2 separate regions of the Homo sapiens genome follow, and region 1 is linked to region 2. A link is a loop called in an ENCODE intact Hi-C map of the cell type or tissue named here. Cell type or tissue: GM12878. All regions are shown on one strand. Each heading gives the region's core, and the rest is flanking DNA. Links, peaks and the distances in the headings are about the cores only. Region 1 has its middle 6.5 kb from the start of LINC02512. Region 2 has its middle 37 kb from the start of LINC02382.

Evidence for each region. A loop is a pair of places that touch in the nucleus more often than their neighbours do. Peaks named below come from ENCODE experiments on the same cell type or tissue, not always from the same donor. Only the 100,000 strongest peaks of a DNase experiment are listed, where the experiment ranks them.
Region 1: a loop joins it to region 2, with 2.3 times the contacts of the local background. A loop is called at or near these places in 1 of 110 quality-filtered maps.

The regions. Positions count from the first base shown.
Region 1 is chr4:170,334,875-170,337,701 of GRCh38, reverse strand. No RefSeq gene overlaps it. Among named protein-coding and RNA genes, the nearest start is that of LINC02512, 6.5 kb to the left of the region's middle. RefSeq lists an enhancer at 947-1,086. In GM12878, for the core only: no CTCF peak of the experiment used is centred there; a DNase peak (open chromatin) is centred at 1,341; H3K27ac peaks cover 1,266 bases.
Region 2 is chr4:170,704,903-170,707,729 of GRCh38, reverse strand. No RefSeq gene overlaps it. Among named protein-coding and RNA genes, the nearest start is that of LINC02382, 37 kb to the left of the region's middle. In GM12878, for the core only: no CTCF peak of the experiment used is centred there; a DNase peak (open chromatin) is centred at 1,609.

The sequences.
Region 1 (2,827 bases), core at 194-2,693, 370 kb after region 2:
TTTATCTAAAAATGTATACATTTGCCAATGTACTTATATATAACAAAGGCTTTTTTTAATTAAAGAATGAATCTGCTGGTTGAAGTCTTAAGACATCTTATTTGCAGTAATCCTTAGGCTTTAGTATTTTATTTAAATACAATGGAAATCTAAAGATTCTTACAATAATCAGAGTATATAACCTTTTGAAAATTTAAGATTTTCTCTAATCTTTTGTAGTCATCTTGCCCACACATAATTTGATTATTTTTATTACCTTTATTATAACCTTTCCAAAGACTTCAACTTAGTCTTCATAGAAATAAGACACTCTTTTATTCACAATGTCGTTAGTTTCTATAATATTTGCTTGTAATATATTATTACCAAAATAAATACAACTGTCATAAATAGGTTTGGGAACCAACAACTAATTCTTGGCAAGCAGGTGCCTCACTGCAGACTTAGTAAAAAATAATCTACTAGCTGTGAGCATTCAGCATGTCCTGGCCATAAATTAGAAAATGTTCCCTAGGGAATGGCAAGGTTTGATTTCAGTGAGTCAGTCTAACAGAGGTGCATTTAAAGAACGTCATTTATATTTGATGAGTGTTTTCATTTCATCATTTCACCTGACTCTCTTACTTGATTATAAACTCCATGAGGACTGAACTCCCTTAAGGAACTGACACTTAGTTATACACCTTACAAACCAAACAAAAACATCCGGACTAATTTTAGTAAAATGTACTTAAAAAGTGAAATTATCAGTAAGCCATTCAGGTAGTGTATCTACATGATTACAAAGCTTCAGTTTCCTCTTTTCAAAGTTATTTTACATCTCTGTTTTTAAACTACAAATGATGCTATGTTTAAATATGCTTTAAAATGTATGTAATAATAAGCTCAGACTGTAACTAAAATCAGATTGAATCAGATGTAGGTTTGTAAATGATCTGGAAACCTTTTAGGACCATTGCTAGGGGAACATTAAACCAGCAGAGCAGTGTTTAATGAGTGAGTCATCTCTTTATTTTTAAATTAACAATAACACACTAATAAGGTAAAAAAAAAAAGTGAAATGAAACTGCAGGGAAGCTGGTGATAAAATCATAAAGGTTTTATGGTGATAAAAATCATAAGAGGATTCACACAGAACAATCTACATAACGGTTTCTTCCTCTTTCTATGTAGCAAAGGAAAAAGGGGATAAAATGAATTTTCAGGAACATAGCAGAGACCTTCCAACACAACGAATGCTAAAATACCTGAGAAAGCTCTGCCCCTGCTAGCTAACACCTAGAAGAGTGAGTGAGCCACTTGTGTCTATAAGTGGAAAGCAGCTCCTGGCGATGGGTCCTGGAAAGACAGAAGCTAAAATCAAGACAGTTTCAGAATGAGTTTGCTCTGATCTAGATAGAAGTAGCATGACATAAATGAGAAACAGAGATGACTGGCAGAATTAGATGTTTTCTCACCAATTTTCAACCAGTGTTCACATTTCTTTAAATCTTGTATTTTAATTGCATCTCAAATTTTTTAAAGTTTATATCAGCATGAATTAATTTTTAACAGCTTTATTGAGGTATAATTAATATACAGAAAAACCATACTGCAAGTTTGATCAGTTTGGACCAATTCATGCAGCCAGAGATACCATCACTGAAATCAAGTTATTAAACATATCTATCACCTCCCAAAATGCCCTTGTATTCTTTTATGTTTTGTTTTTGTCATTGTCTTTTATGTTGTTTTTTTTGTGATAAGAACAGTCAACTTGAGATTTATCCTCTTAACAAATTACTGTGTCTAATACCATATTGTTACCTATAGTCACTGTGTTGTACAGAAGATTTCTAGAACTTATTCATCTTTCATAATTGAAATTTTATACCTGTTAAGCAACAATTCCCCATTCTTCCCCTCCTGACAACCTCTAGCAACCATCATCCTATTTTCAGCTTCTATGCGTTTAAGTATCTTAGATACATCATATAGGTGAAATAGATGAACCTAGAGGGAGTTATGCTAAGTAAAATAAGCCAGTCACAGAAGGACAGATATTGCATGATTCAACTTATATGAGATATCAATTAATTCTTTATTATTTTAGATACGAATTCTATTTTTGTAGCAAAAATCTGAGTAGAAATGTGGGCTCTCCTCTATATCACAATTGAGATTGTGGGCCTGACTCTTCAAAGCCAAATTGAGTGTTGACCATTATCCAGGCAAAAGATCATCCAGATTTCAGACAAAATCATGAAGGTGAGCAGCTTCTGGAGTTGCAAGTCAAGACAAAAACATGAAAGAACCATCAAATGGATCTTTTAGTGACTCATTAAAACTTTTACTTTCTATCCACATATTTGGAATTATCTTACAAGTCATATGATAGCAATAACAACTGTAGTGACAGAGGTTAAATGAGGCTATTAAAGAAAAGACAAATGGAACTCGTAATTAAATACTACCAATAAAAATCATATGATCATTTAAGCAACTTTAACATAAGACATGTAGTCAGCACTTCCAGTAATAGAAGAAACATTCTTTTTTTTTTTCGAGATGGAGGGTCGCACTGTTGCCCAGGCTGGAGTCCACGTGGAGTGCAGTGAGGCAATCTCGGCTCACTGCAAGCTCCGCCTCCTGGGTTCACGCCATTCTCCTGCCTCAGCCTCCCGAGTAGCTGGGACTACAGGCGCCCGCCACCACGCCCAGCTAATTTTTTGTATTTTTAGTAGAAATGGGGTTTCACCATGTAAGCCAGGATGGTGTCGACCTCCTGACCTCATGATCCGCCCGCCTCAGCCTCCCAAAGTGCTGGGATTACAGGCGTGAGCCACCG
Region 2 (2,827 bases), core at 142-2,641:
ACAGGCTGAATTGTGTTTGTCTCTTAGTCTTATATGTAAAAGGAGATGTAAAGCAAATTTGCTACTTTAAAATCTTTATTAAACCTTATAAAAGGTACTTTGTTAAATAAAAAATGTTCTTTACTTACATGTAAACTCTGTCTGAAGCTTTAAGAGCAATTTACTCCCTCTAATTTAAATTATCTAGGAAAGGCAGCTTGGTTCAATTCTACTGTCAAGTTCATTTTACCGGTTTGTAGGTATGTTGTTCATTTTACCAGTTTGTAGGTATGTTGCTCCAACTCAACATGTTCTATTCTCTCCAAAATAGAACATAGGTAGCATAAATAGCGTTATGTTTAATTAAGAGAAAGCATGTATGTGACACAATTACAAAAGGCAGTGATAAAATTGGAAAATAAAACTTAGCAACCCTAACTAGGAGTTCAGTACTGTTTTATCATAACAACAAAATCTCAAGTGAATATAATAAGAAAGCAGCAGAAAAACATCTCGAACCGAACACAAGAAATTACCAGCCATCTCTTTCTCTGTGACTATTACCAGCACCCAAGAGGCCTCTAATTTCCTTTTTCAGAGGTATGTCTGTTTCTTTACACTCATTTTTGTTTTTCTGGGGAAGGATCCATAGGTTTCATTAAATTTTCAATGAGTTTGTGGCCTTGTAAAGTTTAAGAACTATTCCTAAGGACCCCTGAAGGAACATAAATTCAAAGTCCAATTCTTCAGGTTTGAGGCAGAGTTTTCCCTGACTGTAAAGAAAAAGATTAATAAAATAAAATAAGCTATTCAAGTGTAAGGCAGAGGTTGTGTTTGCTTTGGTTGGAAATATGGTTTTTTGTGTATTTTGTCTGTTTGTTTTTAGAGATTGGTTCTCTCTATGTTGCCAGGCTGCATACAAACTCTTCTCCTACGTCAGCCTCCCAAGCAGCTGGGACCACAGGTGCACAGGTGCACACCACCACAACCAGCAGCTTTATAGTTTTGATCATGATATGCAAAAGCTCTCCAAACACTTGCCATATTGAGTACTTGCCTATTCCCTCTTATTCTTCCCTGTATTCCTTAAGTATGCTGAAAACTGTGTGGTCTTTGCCTTGGGTGAGCTCATCTTCACTTCAAACTCCAGTGCTTACTTTTATAAGCTGGTAGCCCTAAATCAGTATTTAGAGTTCTGATCCCTCTCTCAAACTCTAGGATGTTTTCATTATTTTGTTTTCCTTTGAGATTGCACTCACCCAAATTTAGCCTCTCTGTAGAGCTTCTGCAGCTACTCCCAACAGTGAAATTAGAGAGGTGCAAACTTACCACCGCCCAAGTGATGACTCCCAATCACTCAGGTCTCCCTACACACCTGTGACCAGAGTTCACCTGTACAGATGTTTGAGGACAGTGTTTTGGAATTACTAGAGCACTCGTATTTTTAAATTGCTCTAGAAATTCCTCTGTCAGCTGGTGTAGCATCTAAGTGGGGCGGGAGGGGGGCCCTTCCCTCTCTGTCCATTTTAAGCTGAATTGTGTTGAAGAAAAAAGCCAGAAGTAACCAGTGAGTCTAACTCTATGATGATGGATGAGTATATTCAATTCCGTTAGGTCATCTGCTTTCCTGTTTTGACTCAGTCCTCTTTGATCTTTTCCAATAGTTCACATTGTAAGCTATTTACACTAAAACAAACCTGTAACCACAATATCAAAGCAAACCAAGTTTGGTTTGTTAATAGGCTAGAAACAGTGAATAGTTTCATTATGTTTTAATGTAATGAAAAATGAATCACCGATCCCACCACACTAATATGAAATGAACTGAACAATCAAGAGAAAACTGCAAGGAAGACCAAACCAAACAACTATAGGAGGAAAATCAGGGGAAGAAAGCCAGTGAATAAAATGTCTTAAGGAGTAAGGAATTATCAACCTAGTCTAATGTTGTTGATAGGTCAACAAAGAAGAGGACTGAGGACTGGTCACTGGATTTAGTAATGTGTGAGTCACTGCTAACCTTAAAACCTGAATTTGCACAGAGAAGCCTAAAGGGAGAATTGGAGAGTAGAAAACAGTTAGAAACTGATGGTACAATCAACTCTCTGGAAGATTTTCATTATAGAAACAAAAAGAGAAATGAGTCAGTAACATTAAAAATACTTTCTTTTTTTAGATTTAATTTTGTATTGATGTATAATAGAAATTCATATCTTAAGGTACATGCAGTAATTTAATATGTTCATGTAATTCGTAAGGATCAAATCAGTGTGACTGGGATATCATCACCTTAAATATTTGTATTTTCTTTATGCTATAAAAAATAATAAAAATCTGTCATTTGCAGCAACATTGATGGAACTGCAAGTCATTATGTTAAGTGAAATAAGCAAAGGACACAAAGATTAATATCACATATTGTCACTTACATGTAGGTAGATTTCATTAAGACAGAGAGTAGATTGGTGGGTACCAGAGGCCAGGAACAACAGTGGGGCAGAGGGGATGAAAAGAGATTGATTAATGAGTACAAACATACAATATGATAGAAGACCTAAGACCTTGTGTATGATAAATCAGTAGGGTGACTATAGTTTATAATAATCTATTGTATATTTCAAAATAGCTAAAAAGGGTAATTAGAATGTCTCTAGAATAAAGAATACTTTCTTATCCCAGCACAATTTATTGAAGCTGGACCTCTTCTTTACACTGTTACAAAAACCAACTCAAGATGGATTAGAGACTTAAATGTAAAACCCCAAGGTATAAAAACCCTGGAAGACAACCTAAGCAACACCATCCTGGACATATGAACAGGCAAAGATTTCATGACAAAGACACCAAA